Linked DNA regions of Mus musculus: all the other regions are linked to region 3. The links are chromatin loops, found by intact Hi-C in ENCODE. Cell type or tissue: heart. All regions are shown on one strand. Each heading gives the region's core, and the rest is flanking DNA. Links, peaks and the distances in the headings are about the cores only.

Region 1 (7,887 bases), core at 932-5,931, 230 kb before region 3:
CAAGTTCAAGGCCAACCTGTCTATATAGAGTGTGCTGGGACAGTCAGAGCTACACAGCGAGAGGCTGTCTCAACAAACAAACTAACAAACAACAAAAACTTTTAAGAAAGGATGGGTTTAATTTTGACCCACAGTTTAAGGGTGCAGTCCATTGTGGTGGGAAGGAATGGATCAGCCACACAAGGTAGTGGTCACAGTTTGCTTGCTCTTTTATTCAGTCCAGTGTAGAGGGTGGTTATGACGCTTTGATCAGCAATCTGTGTTTGAAAACTGACGGTCCTGTTCTACAGTGGGTCCTTGATCAATCAATAAGGATGCTAGCAGCCAATGAGCTGGGAGGAACAGACAGGACGTCCAGTTTTCCCATAGGCAGGCTAGCAGACACTAGAGAAAAAGATTTACCATGCTTCAGAGGGCGAAAGAGCCACCAGCTGTGTGAGATCTAGGGTGGAGTGGCCATTGGCCGCTTCCCTGATTGGACCTGGGGTAGCAGTCAAGCGATTAGAAATGAACTGAGCTGAGGGCAGATCTAGGGTACTGAGCTAGGACTAAAGGTAACTGAGCTAGGACTAAAGTTCAGGGCAGATTTAGGGTGCTGAGCTGGGAGTGAAAAGAAGGGTGTGATAGCTGAGGAAGGCTTAGAAGAGCTAAAGCATGCCAAAAGTAAGCTAGTGTGTGTGTGTGTGTGTGTGTGTGTGTGTGTGTGTGTGTGTTTAATCTGCGGATCCCAGGAACCTGGGTGGGGCTGGTAGCTCAGTCTGCCTGGAGTTTATAGCAGGGTAGCAGGAACTACATGCTGGATCCCACTTACTGAATGGTGTTATCTGACATTTAGGCTGGGTTTTCCCTCCTCAGTTAAACCTCTCTGGAAATCCCTCACATGCACTTCTTGGGTGTCCAAGTCTAGTAAAGTTGACAGCATAGATTAAGCACCACGGGGATTAGGGTGAGTGTGACTCTCGCTTGGTCTGCCTGGGCTTTGAGGCTTCTTTGACTGAGGGTGACTGGGGTTAGGATTTTTGTTTTGTTTTGTTTATTTTTTATTTTTTTTTATTTTTGCTTAGGAACATGGCTGCTTGGAACCCATAACTACTTCTAGCATCTAGCCAGACTGATGTTCTGAACTGATAGGATGGACTATCTGTGGAATAGTGGGAAACCATGGCAACAACAGGGGGGGACCCTTAGATCAGTTGAATCTGAGATTTCCCAGGTTTTGCATGCTTTGTAGCATGGCTACTACACACAGCCCAGATCTTACTGTCTACAGCAATAGCAGAAGCTTGGGTACTTTGAATATACAGATAACCAAAATTGTCATTTATGACTCTTTTTAAACATTCATGGTATTCTTCTCTCACATATTCCATCCTGACTGCAGTCTTCCCTTCCTCCCAACCTCCCCTCTTTCCCAGACCCACTCCTATTTCCCTTCAGATAACAACCAAACACAGCATAACAGTTTACAATAAGCCTAGGCACAAATCCCCATATCACAGCTGGATGAGGCAATCTTATAGGAAGAAAAGGGTCCCAAAAGCAGGCAAAAATGTCAGAGACAGCTCTACAACCATTTTGTGTGTGTGTGTGTGTGTGTGTGTGTGTGTGTTTGACCCAGGGCAGACCCATACAGGCTCCCTGATTGCTGATTCAGTCTCTGTGAGCCTCTACGAACCCTGGTTAGTTGATTCTGTGGATTTTCTTATGGTGTTTTTGACCCCTCTTGGCTCCTACAATCCTTCCTCCCCCTCCCTCTTCCACGGAATTCCCCAAGCTCTGCCTAATGTCTGCTGTGGGTCTTTGCATCTGCTTCCAGATGAATCTAGATGAAGCCTCTCTGGTGATGATTATGCTAGGCTCCAGTCTTCAACTGTAGCAGAGTATTGTTGACTTCTTTTTTAAAACTGGTAGGTCTTGTTTGGTTCTATCCCTGGTCTCTGGGCTATCCAGTTTCTGGTTCCTGACACTCCAGGCAGTGCCAGGGGTGGACCCCTCTCATGTTATGGGTCTCAAGTTTGACCAGTCATTGGTTGGCCACTTACACAAGTTATATGCCACCTTTACCCTAGCACACCTCGCAGACAGGACAAATTGCAGGTAGAAGGTTTTGTGGCTGGGTTGGAGTCCCAATGCCTTCACTGGAAGTCTTGCCTGGATACAAGAGATGGCCCATGTAGGTTCCATATCCCTTATTACTAGGAGTCTTGGCTAAGGTCACTCTTGTAGATGCCTTCGATGCCAGGCTAGCTCAGGCAGTAAAGCATGAGACTCTCAGTCATGATATGTTTAACCTTCCTTTCAAAATTACAGAAAAAACCTTTCACCGGATATTAAAAACCTTGTTAAGCTGGGCCTGGGAGACGGCTCAGTTCATAAGAACTTGCTGTACCCGAGTTTCAATTCAAGAACCCAGGCAAAAGCTGGTTATAGTGTGCAGTGTGTGCCTCTAATCCTCGCACTGAGAAGGTGGAAGCAGGATCACTTTGGATTGCTTGTCAGCTAGTGTGGCCGAATTGGTGAGCACCATATTTAGTCAGAGAGTCTATCTCAAAAATAATAAGGTGAAGAATGGTAGAGGAAAACACTGGGTGTGGACTGTTTTTTGGTTTTGGTTTTGGTTTTTTTTTTTTTTTTTTTGTACACATACATACATTGCACATACCTGTGGAAAACAAACCACATGTGTACACGATAAATAAATAAATAAATAAATAAATATCATTTAATTTTGCTGACTGGCCTCTTCTGTCTAGACACACCGCTAATTGGAAGGAAGAAAGCACACTGGATGGTGCTTGAAAGTTTAATCCTTAAGATAACGCCTAGTTCTAAACACCGAGAATAATGGACACAGCTGCACCTGTGCTTCCCGGGTAACTGTGGTGCCTGTCTCTCACTGGAATCCACAGGCGTCCCTGAAAGACTTGGCTGGGCCTTGGTGGCCGAGACACTGTGAGTCCATGAATCAGCAGAATTTCTACCAAGAGGCTCCTCACCTTAGGAATCAGGGAACCCGGTTTCCAGTTTCTGTTCCACCACTGAAAAGCCATTTCGGATTAGAGGGTCGGGGGTGGGGGCTGGGGGGTGGGGATCGCGACTGTGTGACCTGTCTCTTGGCGGCTGCTTTCGATTTCGATTATTTCTGGGCAGGTGGACTGGAACCATTCTACCTCTGCGCTCTGTGAGTTGGCAATGTTATGTTATTTTTGCCCTGCTCTGCTCTTCTCGCGAGAACAGTGATTTGGTTGACTGGTGTGGAGCTGGAGAACAGCATGTGGTGAGTGCCTGCCGCATCCTGGAGACTGAGGCGAGGAGCACTGGGAGTGGGAGAGCAGCATGAGCCATGCCCCCAGTACCTGTTTCTAAACAAGTAACTATAAACAAACGAATAAATAAATAAATAAAATAATATACATAAATAAGTAAATATAAATAAATAGAATAATATATAATATACATAAATAAGTAAATATTTATAAATAAGAGAGGAACCATTTTTTTTGAGACATTTGCTATTTAGCTCAGGCAGTCTCTGAACTCACTATGTAGCCCAGGCTACTCAAATTCACGGTCGTTCTACCTCAGTCTCCCAGTCCCAAGATGACAGGCCTGAGAGTCGTGTCTTTTTCATATTGTCCATCCCCTTTGTGACTGCTCTTCCTTTTATTGCCCAGACAGAGCATAATTCCTTTTCACCAACAGGATTGACAGCCTGGAGCAAGAATTCATTTCCCTCGGTGTTCTTTAAAGGGGGGAGGGGTACCCATAAGCTTCTATTTGGATAGAGCATCCAGCAGGGCCACTTGTCAATGTGGCTTTCTTATGACCTCTGTGTTCACTCCAGGGACCAGGGTTTTTAGCTGTGTGCCCCTCTAAGGCAAGAGCTGAAACAATTAGCTTCTTTCGTGTTCCAGCCTACAGCAGCCAGAACTCATGGCTCTGAATAAAAAGACTCGGTCCTTAATTTCTCCTCAAGCCACTAGGGGTCGCCTTCATCTCAGAGAAAGATTGTCCTCAGCCTGCAAGCTCTCAGTCTCTGCTGGGGAGCCTTTGGCTTCTTGGCACTGTGATTTCTGGAGAAGTGGCTTCAAGTGGGAGAGAAACTGGCTGTCGGCATGGAGGAGAATGTGTTTATGTGCATGTCCTTTTTGATAATTTGAGAACTCCCCAAGGTGCCATAGCTGTTCCCTTTGCAATGATGTCATCTCTCACAAGCTGTTCTTCCAGATGGGGTCAGCACTCCAGATAAGGGGTACCTGGATGAACTTTCTAGCCTGGAATTTTAGGAGTGAGGTGGATCCCTAGGTGGGGGTACAATGAACTTTAATTGCTGAGGCCTGTTAGGCTTAGTCAGTCCATAAGCTCCCACCAAGTGTGGCTCAGGAAGACAAAAGGACAAGGCCCTGGGAACAGATGGCTGATGGATCCAATAGGCATAAGAGCAGAACGACCGTGGAGACAGAAACAGAGTGGAGAGTTGAGTCCCCAGGAAGAGGAGGACTCGTGGACTCCATAAAGATCCGAGAAGAATGGAGTCCTTTGGTGCCATGAGGGTCTGACTTCCTCCTGCCTGAGGAAAAGCACTCTGGCGTTGAGGAGATGGGTAGAGTTTTCCCTACCCAGGAATAAATGGATACCCAGTGATTGGGGATTTCTGACAGTTTCCTGGAGACTGGAGCATCTGCGGAAATCTGATTGAGTGAATGGACTCTAAGAAAAGTGGGGTGTCAAGGGAAGAAGGCAGGCATGAGTGAGATGGGAGCAGTCCTGTGCACAAGGGGCTTGGGGGAAGCAGAGGAAGGCCCTTACAGTATGGGGACGCCCATGAACCTCGCTGGCCTAGAGGCCCGGGGTGCTGAGCCCCTGGGGCGCTCACCGGGTGGTTTGGGGACTGGGAGGTCCCTGGGCGCCAGGCAGGGGTGGGGGTGGCAGCAGCAGCCGGAGGGTGGGGCCGGGCGGGGAGGGGAGGGGGAGGGGCGGGGTCGGGCGGCCTGCCGGGGAAGTCACACTCGGCCGCCGCCGCGGGCGCAGCGAGCGGAGACGCGCCGGGCCGAGGCGACCTGACCTGGACGAGCGAGCGGCGCGCGCGGGGGCCCAGGCGGGGGGCGGGAGGCAGCGGCGGGCAGCGCAGGCCGCCGGGCCCGGGAGAAGCGGAGCGGAGAGGAGCGGGGGACACGGGCGGGGCCGCCGCAGCTCCGGATGGGACCAGCGCCCGGGCCCGTTAGTCCAGGCAGGAGCTTCGGGAGAAGCCGTCACTGGGAGAGTCACCCCTGCCTTTCCCTCCCCTCTGGCCCAGGCCTCGCTTCGCTCCCTGCCTGCCCATGTCCCAGTCCTTCCGCGGCGGGCGCCCTCCCACCTCAGCCCGGGGCTCTGGCTTCTCGCAGCTCTTTGCTCTCCCGGCCCGATCAGCTGTGAGGTGTCCCCGGGCCGTTTCTTTGTGCCAGCCTCCCCCAAGTCCCTACCCCATCCCAGGCTCAGATTCCTCCCTTCTCGGCTTGGAATTGTCAGGCTACTTCACCTCTCACTGTCCTCATCCCGGTCGCAGGCCCCCTTGGTCTCTTCTTCCTTCTGCCACCCTATCCTTAGTCCCTGGACCTGGCTGTGGGCTGGTAGCCCACTCCTTCCCGACCCAGGTTTCCCCCCATCCTCTTCTTGCGTGGTCCCCAGCACTTTCTGTATCCGGGCCGACTAAGCTTGCCCCCACTTCTCTTCCTGGCCCTCTTCCCCAGGCTCCAGGCTGGGTGGCGCTTGTGCCTGCCCAGTAGGCCAGAGCGGCCCCTGGTTCGGGGGACCGTGGGTCAGCTGCTCTATCCCCATGGCACTGCCATCCCTGCTGCTGGTGGTGGCAGCCCTGGCAGGTGGGGTGCGTCCTCCGGGGGCACGGAACCTGACGCTGGCGGTGGTGCTGCCAGAACACAACCTGAGCTATGCCTGGGCCTGGCCACGGGTGGGTCCTGCTGTGGCACTGGCTGTGGAGGCACTGGGCCGGGCACTGCCCGTGGACCTGCGGTTTGTCAGCTCCGAACTAGACGGCGCCTGCTCTGAGTACCTGGCACCACTGCGCGCTGTGGACCTCAAGCTGTACCATGACCCCGACCTTCTGTTGGGCCCCGGTTGTGTGTACCCCGCTGCCTCTGTGGCTCGCTTTGCCTCACACTGGCGCCTTCCCCTCCTGACTGCGGGGGCAGTGGCCTCTGGCTTTGCAGCTAAGAATGAGCATTATCGTACCCTGGTTCGCACTGGCCCCTCTGCGCCCAAGCTGGGTGAGTTTGTAGTGACATTGCACGGGCACTTCAATTGGACAGCTCGGGCTGCTTTGCTGTATCTGGATGCTCGCACAGATGACCGGCCCCACTACTTCACCATCGAGGGCGTCTTTGAGGCCCTGCAGGGCAGCAACCTCAGTGTGCAGCACCAGGTGTATGCCCGAGAGCCAGGTGGCCCTGAGCAAGCCACCCACTTCATCAGAGCCAACGGGCGCAGTAAGTGTGGCCCGGGCTGTTTTAGAAACAGGGGAGGTGGGCCGCTATGTCCCTGGAGCAGTGCAACACAGAGAAATAGGCAGAGATAGGAAGGGGAGAGTTCTATGTGATGGTTGGGATGGAGGAACTTTTGAGGACAGAGCTCCTGAGAGAACCTGGCATCAGTCAGAGGTCAGCAAGGCTGAGCCTGGGGCTGGGGTTTGAGTAGTGGATGTGGGTGATGTCTGATCTGAAATGTGCACCTGTCTGTGAGCAGAGACCCCTTAGATTGGAACACAAAGCCTCTTGGTAGCATAGAGATGACTCTATGGGTTCAGGTTTGATTGGGAAAGCAGGTAAGGCTCACACAAAAATTGTGAGCACAAGTGCTTGTGAGCCTAGGGAGAGGTAGGCAGGAGGGGACGTGGGGGCTGTGAAGTCTAGCAAACACAGCTTTGGGGGAAGGAGGGGCTTGGGTCATCACGCCAGTCTCTGGGGTCTGGAGTTGGGCTCTGACTTGGACCAGATGGTCCATGTGGCCCCAGGGCACTTGCGACATGAGCTCTAAGGGGAGGGATGGGAACATCTGTTGGGTGGTCGATGGGTAGGGCACTCTCTTGTAATGGGATGACTCAGAGAGGAGGGGGGACCTGGATGCTGTCTCAGGGTGCCCTTCTGTCCTGTGCACTCCCAGTTGTGTATATCTGCGGCCCCCTGGAAATGCTGCATGAGATCCTGCTTCAGGCCCAGAGGGAGAACCTGACCAATGGGGACTATGTCTTCTTTTACCTTGATGTCTTTGGGGAGAGTCTCCGAGCAGGCCCCACCCGTGCAACAGGCCGGCCATGGCAGGACAATCGAACCCAGGAACAGGCCCAGGCCCTCAGAGAGGCCTTTCAGGTACCTTTGGAACCCAAACTAAAGATGGGAAGACTCACTTGGTTGGAGGATCTGTTTCTCCCAAGACCCTCCTGAAGGCTCTGGAATAGGGCAGGTGTGGTGTGCTATGGAAGGGAAATGGTCAGAAATGTTCTGTGTCTGGTCTCACTCTTCCTTCCTGAGATTTGTGACTGTTACCTAGTGTGCTTGCCAAGACTGACCTTGGCCGCTACCAGAGATCTTAGGATGCTTTCCTAAGTGCCAGCAGTGAGCTGGAAGGCAGGAAGGGAAAGACCTGAGCCTTGTCCTGGGAAGGGCTGTCATCCTTATTGGAGAGGCAAGGTGAAACTATAATATAGTGTGTGAGGAAAGGAGACAGTTTTGTGCATGAAACAGGTCCCAAGAGACAGCGGTTCTGGAGAGGAATGGTGGATATAGGCTTTTGTAAAGGAAATGAATCTGTTGTAATTTTCATGGCACACGCCAGACCCACAGAGTGGTGAAACAGGGATCCAGAAGACTGTTCAGGGGACAGACAGTTTGCATG
Region 2 (7,887 bases), core at 932-5,931, 120 kb before region 3:
GCCTCGAACTCAGAAATCTGCCTGCCTCTGCCTCCCGAGTGTTGGGATTAAAGGCGTGCACTACCAGGCCCGCTTTTTTTTTTTTTTTTTTTAACATAGTACCAAGGTTGTGAAAAGCAAACCTGACTATTATCATTGCAGATAAACATTGCTGTTTCTACAAAGGGACTCCCAGCCCAAGGGACACTCAGAGCTACACTCAGCAAGGATACTCAGGGCACAGATAGACAAAGTTCTTTTCTAGGATATGAGTTGAGGTGGATCTTCCTAGTAAAAAATGGAGTCCCCCACATCCTCTCTGCACTTCAAGAGAGGGCTCGAGTTTTGAGAGGGAAATGGGCGTTTCTGCACGTCTTATGGCACTTCCAGACTAAATGCTGACTGTCCCGGCTCTGTGGCCATGACCTTTGACCTTTCTCATACTCCCTATTCCCCTTCTGACACTCTGTATCCCTCACAATGAGAGATAGTCTTTTTATTTACAGCCCAGTACTGGCTCCTTACAGAACAGCTACAATGTAACCCATAGGTAAGACTCATCTGCTTCTTAGTCTTGGTACTTAGCAGAGGTAGACACAGGCAGCCGGCTGATCCCAGGGCAGCAACCAGGATGGGCTGCTGGAGGCCCCGCTCCAGTCTCAGCTTTGACCAATTCTGGCTATTCCTACAAAGTGCTTTAGTTAGCTTTCCTCAGCTGTGACAAAATCCACAAGACCAGTGACTTAAAGTAGGAAGTGTTTATTTAGTCCATGGTCACTTGTTCCTTTTGCTTTGGTCGTATGATGGCAGCAGAATGTAGCAGAGGAAACAGCTTTCTCCATGGAAGCTAGGGAACAAAGATGAGAAAAGGGGCTAACGTTCTGATATACTCTTCAAAGACATTGCCCCAATGACCAAACTTTCCTCCAGAGAAGCCCCAAGGGGTTCATTGCTTTCCTGTGGCACCCTGAGCCTTCTACTGCACCATGGTTGCTTCTGGTATGGTTGGTCTCTCCCCAGAAGGACTGTAAAGCCTCTGAGGGGAATAGGGACGTTGGTGTCTTGCAAGAGACAGCTTTCCAGGGCTTCCACTTGTGCAAAGCCCCTTGCCATTTTTCTTCGTCCCGCCTGGCCCTGCCCCCAAGCCTAGATTCTCATTGTATTAGCAACAGTTTGTAGAGTTTGTAGAGGAGGAAGCTGATGCAGACACTCCCAAACGCCGCCTCACCCCACCCAAGATATTTGCACCAATTTGCAAATTGGTGGAAAGTTGAGGTCAGAATTATGGCTTATTTTCTATTTTCTATCTCTTTCAGATGGAGACTCATTTCTGTCTTTCTTCTTAAAGAAAAAAATTTACAGGTTTCAAAGCTAAACAAAAAGAAAAGCAAAATTCCTACCCCACCCCCACCCCCATATTTCCGAGTCAGTGGCTTTTTGTTTTGGGAAAGGGTCTGCTGCTTTAAAAAAGTTCAAAGCCTGTGGCTCCAGAGAAAGTTTCCAGATTGTGAGCTGGGAGGGGGGAGGGGGCGAGTTGGGTGTGGCGGGTGCTTGGGTGGCAGCTGGCAATCCCAAACCCTGGGAAGGAGGCAGGAGGAGCAGAAATTCACGCTCAGAGTTATGTGAGACCCTGTCTCAAAAAACAAAACAGGCCAAGTGTGGTGGTAGCCTATATGCACACTTTTAATCTCAGCACTCAAAAGAAAGAGGCAGGAGGATCTCTGTGGGTTCCAGGCCAGCCTTGGCTACATAGTGAGACTGTCTCAAAAATAACACAACAATAACAACAACAATGGAAAAAAAACCAAAAAAACAAAAAAGTTCAAGGATAGCCTGGGAATTATTAGCCTCTTTCTCAAAAACAGTGGAGGGGATTTACATAAAATAAAGGCCAGGTTTAAACATTTACTTAAAAATGGAGAAAGATCTCACAAACAATATTTAAAAGAAAACATTTTAAAAATAAAAGTAAGCCTTACAACACAAATGCTCCAACTGCTCCATCTGGTGGTCTTGGTCTGGGTGCTGTGTACTGAGGGAGAGAGCTCAGACTAAATAAAGTATTAAGAGTTTGCCTGGAACTTTACACTAGCCATCAATCCTATCAGGGGCAGCCTGCTTCCCGGAGGTTGTCCTTGCTGGTGTTATTCTTGGTTTATCTGTCTGTTTTGAATCTAGGAGCTCACCCTGAAGCTGGTGCTGGCCTGGAATTCACTATGTAGCACAGGCTGGCCTGGAATTCATGATCGTCCTGACTTGACTTCTTGAGTGCTGAGATTATATGCTGACAACATCATGCCTGGCTTTTGTTTCCTTTAAAAAGAATTGCAATGTGTGTGTGTGTGTGTGTGTGTGTGTGATTAATTCGTGTGTGGACATGTGCTCATGTGTGCATGTGCTGTGTGTATGCATGCGCTGTGTGCATGTGTGGAGTTTGGAGAACAACATTCAGGAGTTGCCTCTCCCTTCTACTATGGGCACAGGGGTCTGAACTCAGGCTGCCAGGGTCGACAGCAGATGATATAGATTTGTGGATCTATATCACTGCTTTTGCTTTCTTTTTAAGTGATCAAACATTTTTGTCCACTCACCCTCGTCTAGATTTTGCCTCTGAAATCAATATTACTCTTACGCATTATTCAGATTTTAGAGTAATTTCCGACTCGAGCCTCTCTCTCTGCTTCACCTATAACTTTACCAAGTAGTCCCATAGTGACTATTGAGACTCTTGGGAATGAACAGCAGCAATCATTATTGGAAAGTTCACACATGTTTTGTTTGTTTGTTTATTTGTTTTTCCAGACAGGGTTTCTCTGTATACAGCTCTGGTTGTTCTGGAACTCACTTTGTAGACCAGGCTGGTCTCGAACTCAGAAATCTGCCTGCCTCTGCCTCCCAAGTGTGCCACCATGCCCGGCTAAGTTCACACATGTTAAAACTCAGATCCACTGACAAGCTTAACAGAGCCACCTGTCAAAATGACTGATTGAAGGGCTGTTTTGTGGCTTTCAAAAGTTTGCTCATTTTTCCTGATAGCTTTCAAAGGATTTGTGTGTGTTATGTGTATAAACTTACGAAGTTAACTTTATTCTTAGGGCTGAAGCAGTTCGAAGCCACCGGGCCACAAGGCCAGGGTTATAAGCCTGTTCTTTCCAAATCAGCTCTCCCCAACCCCATCTACAAAGTCCAAGTCCTCTGCTCAGCCCCGGAACACTTACTCCAGTTTGTTGAGTGCATTATTTCTGGATAAGGTCAGCTAGAAGCTCACCTTTATGACTCAGCCTGTAATCCCAGCTGTTCAGGAGACAGAGGCATGAGGATTTCAGGAGTTACAGAGTGAGCTAGATAGAGTCAGCAGGAGCAACTTCATGAATCCCCCCCCCCCCAAATAAAAAGCCAAGATGGTCGGGGTTAAAAGCTTAATGCTAGAGCACTGGGCTAGTGTGCGAAGGTCCCAGGTTCAGTTCTAGCTATTTAAAGAAGCATGTTGTAGCACTTTCTTTTGCTAGTTCTTATTTTTAAATGGCCACTAGTAGGGTATCAGGTATAATCGTGAGCTTAGTAATGGCCTGTGACCAGTAAAAGACCTTAGCAATATCCAGATGCAGGAATGTGGGAGTGGTGTGGGGGCTGCAAAGGATGTTTTGCCGGCATGTATGTCTGTGTAGCATGTGTGTGTGCCTGATGCCCTCAGAGGTCAGAGGAGGGGCATGGAATCTGCTGGAACTAGGGTTACACACAGTTGTGAGCCGCCATGCAGGTGATGGAGATTGAACGTGGATCCTTTGGAAGATCAGTCGGTGCTCTTCACCACCAAGCCACCTCTCCAGCCCTCTACATAGAGTCTTTCGACACAGGTTTCTGACCCTCACTTTTTGGCAAGCACAGAATGCACTTTATTCTGTTATGTCGTAGGTGGTATCGTTGTTGCATTACATATTGGAAAAATTATACAAATTGTCATTAAAAATTAATCGTGGCGGTGGATTATGGAAATCTAGTAACCACTGATAATGGAGAAATAAAGGACATGGCTGCTCTGAATCAACCTTCTAAGGATCTGTAGTTTACTCAAGTGGCCACTAGAGGCCACTATGTGTACATTTAGAGAGCTACACACTTGTGCAGTTTGGAGAAACCAGGAAAAATTTTCCCTCTAAACTTTTTTTTTTTTTTTTTTGAGGCTTATTTTATTTGTATTTTTTAACCACGGAACCATCTCTGTAATCCCTACGTCTTTTACAAACTGTGGTAAGTCATGTGCAACACAACAACTAGTCATTTTAACTGCTTCTCCCTGTTAGCAGGGATTGAACACGGGCCTTTGTAGCTGCTGGGCCACCTCCCACTGAGCGGCATCTTTCTCTCACATCTCCTTCCACTTAAGTGGAGAGTTCAGTGGTACCCAGAACATTTTCAACACCGCATAACCTTCACCACCGTCTCCATAACCGTGCCCATCCTACGCAAACTCTGAGCCGATTCAGAGGTAATTCTCCTCACAGTTTTTGGCAACCATGCTCCTTTCTGTCTCTGAATTAAACACTTAGGTTTCTCTCCTGTAAGCAGGGTCGCTCTCATTCCTTTTGCAACTTGCTTATTTCATCCAATGTAACATCTTCAAGGTTGATCCATGATGTAGCAAGTGCCAAATCTTTCTCTTTTAACGGTCATGCTCCAGGTGCTTGTACATATAAAATAACTTTTGTTTGTTTTCAAGACAGGATTTCTTTGTGTGGCCCTGGCTGTCCTGCAACTCGCTCTGTAGATCAGAGTGCCCTTGAACTCACAGAGATCTGCCTGCCTCTGCCTCCGCCTCCGCCTCCGCCTCCGCCTCCGCCTCTGCTTCCACCACCAGGTATTAAATAACTCCTAATATTTAAATTGATTTTATTTTATTTTTTTTTCTGCTTTTTGGAACAGGGTCTCACTAAATTGTCCAAGGTTGCCTGGAATTCACTATGCAACTCAGGCTGACTGCAGACTTGGGATTTTTCTGCCTCAGCCTCCTGAGGGCTGAGATTGTAAGTCTTGTTTTGTTAGAGGGGGGAAAAAAACTAAAAACAAAAAACAAAAAAACCCGCTAAAAGCACTAAAACCTCCCAGAGTTTGATATACTCACATGAACCTGTTGTTTGGCCACTTGCAGCACAGTTATCTGGTGTATTCTCCCATGCACCTCACTCATAGTTACAAAGTTAATTCCTGAAATTCTATCAACCCACAAACATTTTGAATAGCTCTAAGAATGATGTTATTATTTTAAGTGTAACTAAAACAGTGTTGTCACGTCTTAAAACATTTAATTATGAGTTCTTAGTACAATCAACTCTCAAGCGAGAGCCCAATTTTCTACATAAGTTTTCATTCTTATTTTCCTATATTCATAACTGACCACTATAAGCTTGCAAAGATCTGGTTGTGCCAGAGTGACCTGGTTCGAAACCAAGAGAGGTGGGATTTGAACTGAATAGGAGAACTTCCTGGATATGAATGAATCTTCGACACGCTGTCTGCTCATGCAGTTTGCTTATCTGTGGAAGCAAGAGCTGGGGCTGCCGAGGAGGGATTCGCAGACCGGGACCTTGCCGAGGGTGGGGGTGGGGGTGGGGGTGGGGGTGGGGGTGGGGGTGGGGGATTCATTTGTACTCTCAGTTCAGTGCTCTGTGAGCTACTCTAGCAGGAACATAAAGTAGCTTATTATTTTGAGAAGGGTCAGAGGATCGAATCTTAAATGCATTTGGATCTTGTAAAGGAAAGGTTTGTGAATAGAGCATAAAGAAAATTTAAACAAATGAGAAATAATGGAGGGCCCTTAGACAGGTGCAAGGACGCGGGCAAAGTAAGGGGCGGGGCTGGAGAGATGGCTCAGCCTGGCGGTTTTTCCAGAGCCAGTTCAGTTGCCTGCACTCTGGTCCTGCAGCTCACAACCACCTGCAACCCCTTAACTCTAGGGGATAAGACACCCTCTTCTGCCTGCCCCATCCAATGTGCTTGAGCTCAGGGGAATAAAAATATCTCTCAAATAAAGGGAGAAATGTTGGAAAAATCAACATTCAGCAGGGATTCGGGGCACTCTAAGGTAAAGCTTTGGTCTCTTGTTACTACTGTTGTCATTGATATTTTCTATTCAATTAGAGCAGCAGAAAACCACAGGATCCCCAGTGTTTTAAGGATTTATTATTTATCAGGAAATCAAGTTAACTTAAGGCGCCTGGTCGTCTTTGACGCAGCAGGCCCTGTTAAATTAAATGCTTGGGATTCCATAGGCCAAACGGAGAATTTCTGGCCCCAGAGTTTCTTTCAGATAAGATAGCCAGCCTTTTTATTCATTCACGTCACTTGATTTGTGTGCCTAATGAAACCCATTACGTTGTAAGATAACTTTAAAATTTTAGTTTAAAAAAAGATTTCGTTTAATTCAAAATTTCAAGTTTATTCTATATAATGGTAAAATTATCCACTAAAAGGGAGTGATTCATAATACATTTGCTTAAAGGTCCACAGTAGGTTTTGTGTCGATCTCCAACCAGACTGGTCTTCAGTATGGGCTGCGATGCTCAGGCAATTCAGCTTAGCTTCAGCAAAAGCAAATATTTAGAATTCAAAAGTAAACATTTGAATCCAGAGCCCATTAGATTAAAAAGTTAGCAAACTAAAGCTGCCTTGTTAGTTAATCCCCCTAAAGGTAAAATCTAAGTCACATGACTATTGACCTGGAACTCTTTTTTTTTTTTTTCTTGGCATCACACAATCATGTTTATAATTCTTGCAATAAGGGAATTTTTAAAAACTAGTCTCTTTCATCTCCATTCCCACAAAAAGCTTTTGAAAGTAACAATTTCTGCTCAGTTGTTTTTTCCTTTACTTAAAAAAAAAAAAAGGTGCCAGGAATCCCACCCCACCCTGTGCTGGGTCATAGTCAATCGCTTGTGATTCCTGGCTCAAACACAGGCATTCATGCCTAGGAAAAGGCTTTGCGATGAATGAGATCTTGGTCGCCACTAAAAACAAAATATGGCTAAAAAGAGACTTCAATTTATTTTCAAGTCCTATGACTAAATTCCTTTAATTCCTAACTGGTGAAAATATTGGCAAACTACCGGGTTTTACTTGGGGTCAGAGTGACTTCTTTGGTGTATGCCCAGAGGTGCTGGTGGCACGCTGTCTGAGACTCACGTCTCAGAAGGTCACCAGGTGGAACTCTTCAGCTAATGATACAACTAATGGGATGGAGGACAGCTCAGAAACCAGGACCATGGCTGCCTTTCCAGGCAGGCTTTGATTCTCAGAACCCACATGGAGGCTTGCAGCTGTCTAAAACTCAAGCTCGGCCCACCTCTTCAGACTCCGAGAGTAAGCATCAGGCACATAAGTGGTACACAGACATTAAGGAGACAAAAAGCTCACAGATATAAACTAAGAATAACTAACTAGAATCATTTTAACATTTGGTTTATCAAAAAGTTACTTCCCAAAGTAACCAACCTTACAGGTCCTATGGAGGACCACAATAACCCTTAGCCACTCAGCCTTGGAATTGATTTCTCTAAGAAAAAAGCCAAATCACAATGTTCCAGATATATAAAGAGGAAGTTACTTTATTTTCTGATAAATTTTCAGACAAGTTAAAGAAAAAACTTTAATTTTATGGGCATACCTTCAGTATTTGAGGGTATAACCTTAAATGGGTAGGCGGGGGACTTCAAACATGGTGCTGAAGAAGTGGCTCCGTGGTCAGAGCATCTACTGCTCTTGTACAGGATCCGGGAAGGTTCTAGAATCCACATCAGGTGTCTCACAGCATCTGTAACTCCAGCTTTTGAGACTGTGATGTGTCGGCACCAGGCGTGGATATGATACACAGTTATCATCATGTATGCATAAAATAAAGCACCCAGAAGCATA
Region 3 (7,887 bases), core at 1,021-6,020:
GTCCTCCTGCCTCAGTTTCCCAAGTGTTAGGATTCCAGGAGTGAGCCACATTAAAGCTCAGGGAAAAAATTTTTTTGAGTCAGGGTTCCCCTAAATAGCCCTGGCTGTCTTAGAACTCTCTGTGTAGACCAGGCTGGCCTTGGACTTACAGAGATCCATCTGTTTCTGCCTCCCAAGGCATGTACCACTGTGCCCAGCATGCACGGGGTAATCTGTAAGATGAGGACCCTGCTTTTAGTGTTTTTTGAACTAGCAGAGTCCTAACCAGCCCACCACAGAGAGGTGGGCCAGAGCCTCTACCAAGGCGAGGAAAGTGGTCATAATTCAGAAGAGAGGTTGAGGGAAGTGGGAAGTCTGGGGCTCTTTGCTGGTGAATCTGCAGTTTTTTGCTCTGTCTCATTCCCACCTCTTTTGCAAGCTCCAGAGAATCTGACTTGCTGTGTTAAGACAAAGTCTTGAAAATAGCTCCTTTTTCCTGGCTTAACTGAGTTGTGGAAATTGTATTTGTTAAGTGTGTTATAGTAAAGAATGGAGTTCACCTCTGGGTGGAGACATGCATTCGCCTCCTCCCTTAAGAGTAAATCCAGCCAGGGGTGTGTTCTAGGAAGGCAGGCTCACCTCTGTAGTGGACTTTCTTCTCCTAAGTTCACACCACCTCCTAGTGCAGACCCTAGGAGCACGACTGGCTGGGTCTGCCTGCTCTGAGTCCTGACTCAAGCAAGAATATTCCTCTTTTCTTCTCTTCTGACCTTTTCTTTTGGATACTGGTGGGAGCCTAAATATGCCTTTAAACCCTCTGGTGCTTTGACTTTTTTTACTCCTGTTTGTTTGTTTGTTTGTTTGTTTGTTTGTTTGTTTTGTTTCCCTTGGAGAACTACTCAGAAGAAATATCACTCCACTGTGAGTTCTCTCTCTCTCTCTCTCTGTCTCTCTCTCTCTCTCTCTCTTTCAAGACTTGCTCTGTGGACCAGGCTGTCTGTCTTAATTAGGGTTTTACTGCTGTGAACAGACACCATGACCAAGGCAAGTCTTATAAAGACAACATTTAATTGGTGCTGGCTTACAGAGTCAGAGGTTCAGTCCGTTATCATCAAGGCAGGAACATGGCAGTATCCAGGTAAGCATGGTGCAGAAGGAGCTGAGAGTTCTACATCTTCATCTGAAATCTTCTAGTGGAAGACTGACTTCCAGGCAGCTAGGATGAGGGTCTTAAAGCCCCATCCACAGTGACACACCTACTCCAACATGCGCACCTCTTAATAGTGCCACTCCCTGGGCCAAGCATATACAAACCACCACACTGGCCTTGTACTCAGAGATCCCTGCCTCTGCCTCCCAAGGGGAACTGTCAGCATTCTACAAGAATGGAAACTCTGCTACCATCTCAGGTGTTGGGCCTTATTCGGCCAGATTCTGAGGCCTAGTGAGGAAACCTGAGCCTCTGCTCGAGTTTAGAGACCTACCTTGCTCACTTCCATACTGGAGTGACTCAGCAAGACCTGCTTAAGCCTGCCTTTGCCAAGCTACCAATGGTGTAGAATAACTTTATTGGCCCTGTCAGTCATCCCACACTGTCACCCTTCCCTACCCCTTACATCATCTTACCTCACCAAAAATCCCCACCTCCTTCCTCAACCCTGTATAAACAAAAGACTGATACAATAAAACTAGTTCCTGCTTTGACAAGACTCCCGGTCTGGTGTGTTTGTTTTGGGCCACCAACACTCACCATCCTGCACAGCCCCTGGAGAGCCGGCAGAGAGCCAGACACTTGGGCACAGCAGGCTCCTGGGATGCAGCTGCTGGGCATCACAGGCGTACCTTTTTTGGGTATCCAAGACTTAGGTCTGGAGATTTGCGCACGGCCGTGTGTGCTCAGGGACCAGCAAGATGGCTTTCCTCTCCATCGTACGGCACCTGAGCACACAGCTAACTTCCCTGCAGGCCCGAGACTTACAGCTCGTCTGCCCTCTGAGTTCAACCACTTTGTCCCAAATGACAGGGCTTCAATGTTCTGCAGGGTGTGTATACATATTCACACCACCTTTTCTTTAACACATCACCATAGTGAATAAAGCAGGAAGTGCTGATTTTGTGTTCCTTGGCAATCTCCTCAGCCTCGCTGCACTGTGTGGTCCTTCTCTTTCTAGTCTAAGGAACTGTAGTAAGGTTTGCACGTTGATGATTCTAATTAGCATCCCTGCTAATGGCTAACAATGGGATGAGAAATGTAACTGTTGCTTCCTTCCCCCAAAACGTTCTTAAGTTCTTGAAGTCTGAGCATATATTGTTCAGACTCCAACATCCTCTATAGAGCTCTATAAAACCCAAATGTGCTCTTAATCAGGACACCAGAAAGAGAGAGAGTGAGAGAAGAGACACAGAAACAGACACACACAGAACTTGTTCAAGTGACTGTTTTTAGAGCTGAAAGAGGAAAACAAAGCCAACTGAGGGGAAGTTGCAGTCAGGGAGCCTCAGCCCATGCTGGCCACAGGCTCAGAGGCTATCAGGGAGCTCACAGTATTCCTTAGCAACCAGAGCCAGCCCTGTGTGTTCCTGGTTAAGGCTGATGCTCACTTCCCTTAGAGGCTCAGTCAGGCCCTGAGTAGGACCCGTTCCAAATGGAGTGGGTTGGGAGCTGAAAGGCAGGCAGGCTGCCTGCCCCTGTGCGGACACTTTCAGCCAGGCCTGCAGCCAGACGCCTGCCCTCCAGGTCTGGCTAAAGGCTTTTGTTACTGCTGGACACTTGGCTGAGTCTCCTCTCTTCAGTTTCTTTGTAAGAATGTGTGTCCACTCCTCCCACTACATGATGCATGGGAAGACTATGGAGAACAACCAGGTGAGAAGAATTGGCGAGGGCCACCTGCCACTCTTTGATTAGGGTTTCCTCTTCACTCTCTCCCCCATGCGTTTCCCAGAAGTTCAAGGGCAAGTTCACACCTTCTTACACCAATCCCCAGACTATTATAAGGTGCCATGGGTGGCTGGCGGCTTCAGCTACGGCTTGACTGCTGCAAACCTGCCATCTGGTGGACATTCTGAGAGTTGCTGGTCGTGAATTCTGCAAGTTTTTAGCAGCACCTCAAATGCTGAGGACCTCGTGAAAAGGCAGAGTTGGTCTCAGTGAAGCGAAAGTGGGTGAGATGCTACATCTCTAGTAAGCGTCCAGTCTGTTCCCGCCATGCTCTTCCCGCAGCGCTCAGAGTGGAGAGGCAGGAATGACACTCCTAGGTGGACAGTGGACGTTCCTTACCAAGTGTCGAGCCCCAAAGCCTTGAAATATCTAGATGCAGACTTTACTGTGTTCGCAGCCTCCTGGGGTCCCTTTCTTACATTTCGGAAAGATGTTCTGTATTTATTAAGTGCCCAGGTGGCTGTTATTTCTCTGCACTCACCACGACTACAACACGGGGAGTTGATGTCAACACTGCCAGATAATAATGCTCTGACCAGACTGGTTTATGTTTCTCAAATCACGATGTCCAGTAGCTCCCCTGCTCAGTCATGAGGGTGAGGAAATTCTGCCTCAAACAAAGCCTTTGTTTTTCTCTTAGGTGTATTAAGACACTAACACTACACCACAGGCTTTCTGGAAGGGAAAGGGGGTTTTATTGTTAATGTTGTTTGTATTTGTTTTGTTTTGTTTGTGGATTTTTCAAGACAGGCTCTCATATGGACCTAGGCTGCCTTCAAACTTGCTGTGTAGCTGAGGTTGACCTTGAACTACTGAGCTTCCCAACGCCACTTCCCAAATGTTAGTCCATGAGTCAGTCCTGAGTCGTTAGCTTGTTCCACTTTGCATTGTATGGACCACAAAAGCCCTAATAATATAGCCTTGTGATTTCCCCTACTCCTGCTTCTGACTCCTGACCCAGCCTCAGTGCTCCCTTGCTCCTCCCCAATGACAGTGTGTAGTGTGGTGTTCGCCTCTTGGAAAATTAAGTCATAAAATTATCTTTCAATAGCATTGGCCTCCGAGTGTCACCACCCAGCCACTTCCATAAATTAAAATACTCCAAGTGCACTTTGAGACATGAGTGCTCACTCGGTAGAAATGACCATGCAAGTCCTTCCATGTACTCATGAACAAAGGCCCAGAGAGTCTTAGTTACAACAGGCAGAGCTGAAAATAACCAAATAACCTGTAGGTATGTCCGAAGAGGGTGGGCATGGCTGTGCACTCTGTAAGGCTAGCATCTGGGTGGCTGAGCTACGATGGGAGAATCATGAGTTGGAAACCAGCCTGGACTAGTGTTAGATTCCTTCTCAAAAAACTAGTTGGGGTAAGGCGCTTGCTGCAGAGCGTGACAACCTGAATTCAATCCCTGGAACCAACATGAGCGAGAAGGAAAACCTACAAGTTTTTGTGGTCTTCATGCTTTTGTATGAATTTCCCATGACATACACACACACATATATATGTATATACCCACACATACACCACATTCATATATATACACATATGCACACATACACAAATATATGCACATACACACATGCACACACAAACATACACACATGCGCGCGCACAGGCACACACTAATTTTTGTAAGTTGAATGTTCATGCAGTGGAACGACACCTAGCAAAACAACTGAAAAATTATCAAAACAACCGACAAAACTATCAAAACAGGCTGTAAAATGAGATTCTCTCAAAAATAGTGTACTAAGAGAAAGAAGCCCAGCGTATGACTGGAATCCTGGAGTAGTCAACACTAAGAGGCAGCAGCCAAAAACACAACTGTTGTCTGAAGCCACGGCCAACTGACTATGTGAACACAGGACTCCTTGTGGAGGAGCAGGGGCTCTTCTGATCTTGGTTTTGTACACTAATTTCTTAAGGCCCATAGATTTGCATCTTAAAACAGTCTGCTTACTTTTACTTTAAAAAAAAAAAAATGTGGCCGGGCAGTAGTGGTGCGAGCCTTTAATCCCAGCACTTGGGAAGCAGAGGCAGGTAGATTTCTGAGTTCAAGGCCACCCTGGTCTACAGAGTGAGATCCATGACAGCCCGGGCTATACAGAGAAACCCTGTCTTGATAAAAACAAACAAACAAAACAAACAAACAAAAACAAAGCAAAACGTGTCTAGAGGCTGTAGAAATGCCTCCGTGGTTAACTGTACATGTTGCTCCTGCAGAAGGCCAGGGTTAGATACCCAGTGTCTATCACAAGAGTCTGTAACTCCAGTTCCAGGGGATTCAGTGCCCTCTGCTGGCCTCTGCAGATGCCAGGCATGTGTATGTTCACATACCTATATGAAAGCAAAACATTCACACGTGAAATCAATAAATCTAAAAAAAATTTTTTTAAAGATAAAGCATGCATGAGTGTTTTGCTTGCATGTATGTCTGCACACCACATGTGTGCCTTACTGCCCTCAGAGACCAGAAGATTCAGGGGTCAGATGCCCTGGAAACGGAGTTACAGACAGTTGTGAGCCACCATGTAGGTGCTGAGAACTGAACCTAGATCCTCTGAAAGAGCAGCAGAGCTCCTAATCTCTGAGCACCTCATCAGCTCCAGAACTTTTTTCCTGCAAATTATACATCAAAAATTGGTTTTCAAATAAAATAAACAACTCACTTATTAATTCTAATTTCTTATCTAATTGGTATTGTGTGTGTGGGGGGGTGTCCTCATGATCACAAGCTATACTCAAATTCATTATGTAGCCAGGGATGTCCCTTGAAAGTCTGATCTACCTGCTGCCTCCTCCTAAACGTTGAGATTGCAGGGTTGTACCACTGGGCCCAGTCTATGCAGTGCTAGGGATTAAGACCCGGACTTCATGCATGCTAGGGGCAGCCCTCCACCAACCCAGCAGCATCTCAGCCCCTATACAATCTTCCTCTTAGTTGATCCCATTAAAGCTATTCTGACTGCCCTCATTCTTATCTCAAGTACTTCTAAAATGCGGCCAAAGGCAAATAGATAGATATAAAACACAGCCAAGAACAAGATAAGACATAAATACAGCAGAGAAAGAAGTGCATGGCCACCGTTGCAAAAAACACACGCTCCTTGGATGCTGTCTTGGTTAGGGTTTCTATTGCTGGGATGAAGCTCCATGGCCGAAAGCAAGTTGGAGGGGGAGGCCTATTTGGTTTATGCTTCCATACACCGGTTGGTCATTGAGGGGAGTCAGGACAGGAACTCAAGCAGGGCAGGAACCTGGAGGCAGGAGCTGGTTCAGAGGCCATGGAGGACTGCTGCTTACCAGCTTGCTCAGCCTGTTTTCTTACTTTAGGGGCTGGAGAGATAACACCCAGGACCACCAGCCTCCAAGTGGCACCCCCCACAATAGGCTGGGCTCTCCGGCATCGATCACATATAAGAAAATGCCCTACAGGTTTGCCTACAGCCCAGTCTTAAGGAAGCGTTTCCCCAGATGAGGCTCCTTCCTCCCTGATGACTCTAGCTTTTGTCAAGTTGACATCAAAAGCAACTGGCACAAAGAGGAACGCCTCTTAACCACTGAGATATCTCTCAGGACCCCCAGAGAAGTTCCTAACCATTCAGATTCTAGGCTCTATCTGTCAAATTTTTTAATTCCATGATTTGTGGAAGGAAAGAGAAGTCTGGCCTGATAAACATTTCCCTGGTGTTTGTTTATTCATTTGTTTGTTTTTGTGGTGCTGGGAACAGAACGAGGATCTCACAAGCACACTAGGCAGGCATTCTACTGTCTAGCAACAACCCAGTCCTAGGTGTTCGGTGCTTTTAACTCTCTCCTGGGACTACTGAACTGCACAAGTTAAGCAGAGAGGAATGGGGGAATACTTCACTTCTTTAGAAGGTTAACTGTGTGAGATTCTTTCCACCAGCTTGAACTGATTTACAAAGTAGCGATTACTGGACTAATTAAAAACAACTTGTGTTTAAACATTTTCTAAAATCACAGCTGGATTTGGAGGCTCAAGCCTGCCTGTAATTCCAGTACTGAGGATGTGGAGGCAGGAGGGGTCAGGAGTTCAAGGTCATCCTTAGCTTCATACTGAGTTGGAGAGGAGTCTGAGCTATGAAAGATGCTGTCAGGGAAAAAAAGAAAGCAGAACAAGAAAAAAAAATTTTTTTGTAAAATCAGTGCTATTGAACCCAGAAATGAATTCGAAATGTAATGATTTAATATACATATGACAGATAAAAATTAATAGCATAAAGATGAATCACTTCTTAATATAGTAGAACTGCTGTTCTATCGACATTCAATTGGATGGTTTGCCTTTGAACCGTTTGTCATACCATATGATGCCATAAAACTCAAATGGATTACAGCTGAACATAAACACATCATGATTACAAAAAGCTCAAAAAGAGCAGAATGGCATATTTGTGCCAGCTGTGACAGACAGAGTGGTGTGCTCTCACACAGAGAGATCTCAGAGGTAAAACAAGTAGGCAAATAGATCGTCAAATAACAAGAGAGACATTTTTACTGAAGGGAGGTTTGTAAGGTCCCATTTGTGTCTGACTGTTAAAATATTATTTTATTTATTTACTCACATATTTACTGGACAGGGTCACTACGTAGCTGGCCTAGGGCATGTCTGTCAACCATCTGTCCCTCCACTCACAGACATCCCCCTGCCTCTGACTCAAGTGCTGGGATTTAAGTTGTGCATCACCACTCCTGACCTGACTAGTCTTTGAACATCAGTAGCGACTGAGGAATAGTCATTTTGCAAATAAATTCAAATCTGATAAGAACCTAACGCTATCTTCAGAAGGGCCTGTTCAATTACTCTTCACAAGCAAAGCATACAGCTCTGTAGTCTTTGGAACAATTTAAAATACCAAATAACTCGGGTTGGGGATGTGGTAGAGGGCTTGCCCCGCATTTACTTCCTTATAAATACACCTATACATAGAGACAGATACTCT

What was found. A loop is a pair of places that touch in the nucleus more often than their neighbours do. Peaks named below come from ENCODE experiments on the same cell type or tissue, not always from the same donor. Only the 100,000 strongest peaks of a DNase experiment are listed, where the experiment ranks them.
Region 1: a loop joins it to region 3, with 4 times the contacts of the local background. A loop is called at or near these places in 12 of 42 quality-filtered maps.
Region 2: it touches region 3 in a loop (7-fold over the local background); 20 of 42 quality-filtered maps call a loop at or near these places.

What each region holds. Positions count from the first base shown.
Region 1 is chr4:43,626,370-43,634,256 of GRCm38, forward strand. Npr2 (natriuretic peptide receptor 2) reads left to right here and starts at 5,566. Exons shown (of 22, transcript NM_173788.4): 1 at 5,566-6,482; 2 at 7,156-7,361. The coding sequence starts at 5,816. In heart, for the core only: a CTCF peak has its summit at 3,989 (motif pointing right); DNase peaks (open chromatin) are centred at 4,052, 5,172 and 5,832; H3K4me3 peaks cover 2,456 bases; H3K27ac peaks cover 1,619 bases; H3K27me3 peaks cover 146 bases.
Region 2 is chr4:43,741,305-43,749,191 of GRCm38, forward strand. No RefSeq gene overlaps it. Among named protein-coding and RNA genes, the nearest start is that of A630077J23Rik, 6.6 kb to the right of the region's middle. In heart, for the core only: CTCF peaks have their summits at 1,990 (motif pointing left) and 4,052 (motif pointing right); no DNase peak of the experiment used is centred there; H3K27ac peaks cover 315 bases.
Region 3 is chr4:43,858,311-43,866,197 of GRCm38, forward strand. No RefSeq gene overlaps it. Among named protein-coding and RNA genes, the nearest start is that of Olfr155, 8.0 kb to the left of the region's middle. In heart, for the core only: a CTCF peak has its summit at 3,033 (motif pointing left); no DNase peak of the experiment used is centred there; H3K27ac peaks cover 480 bases.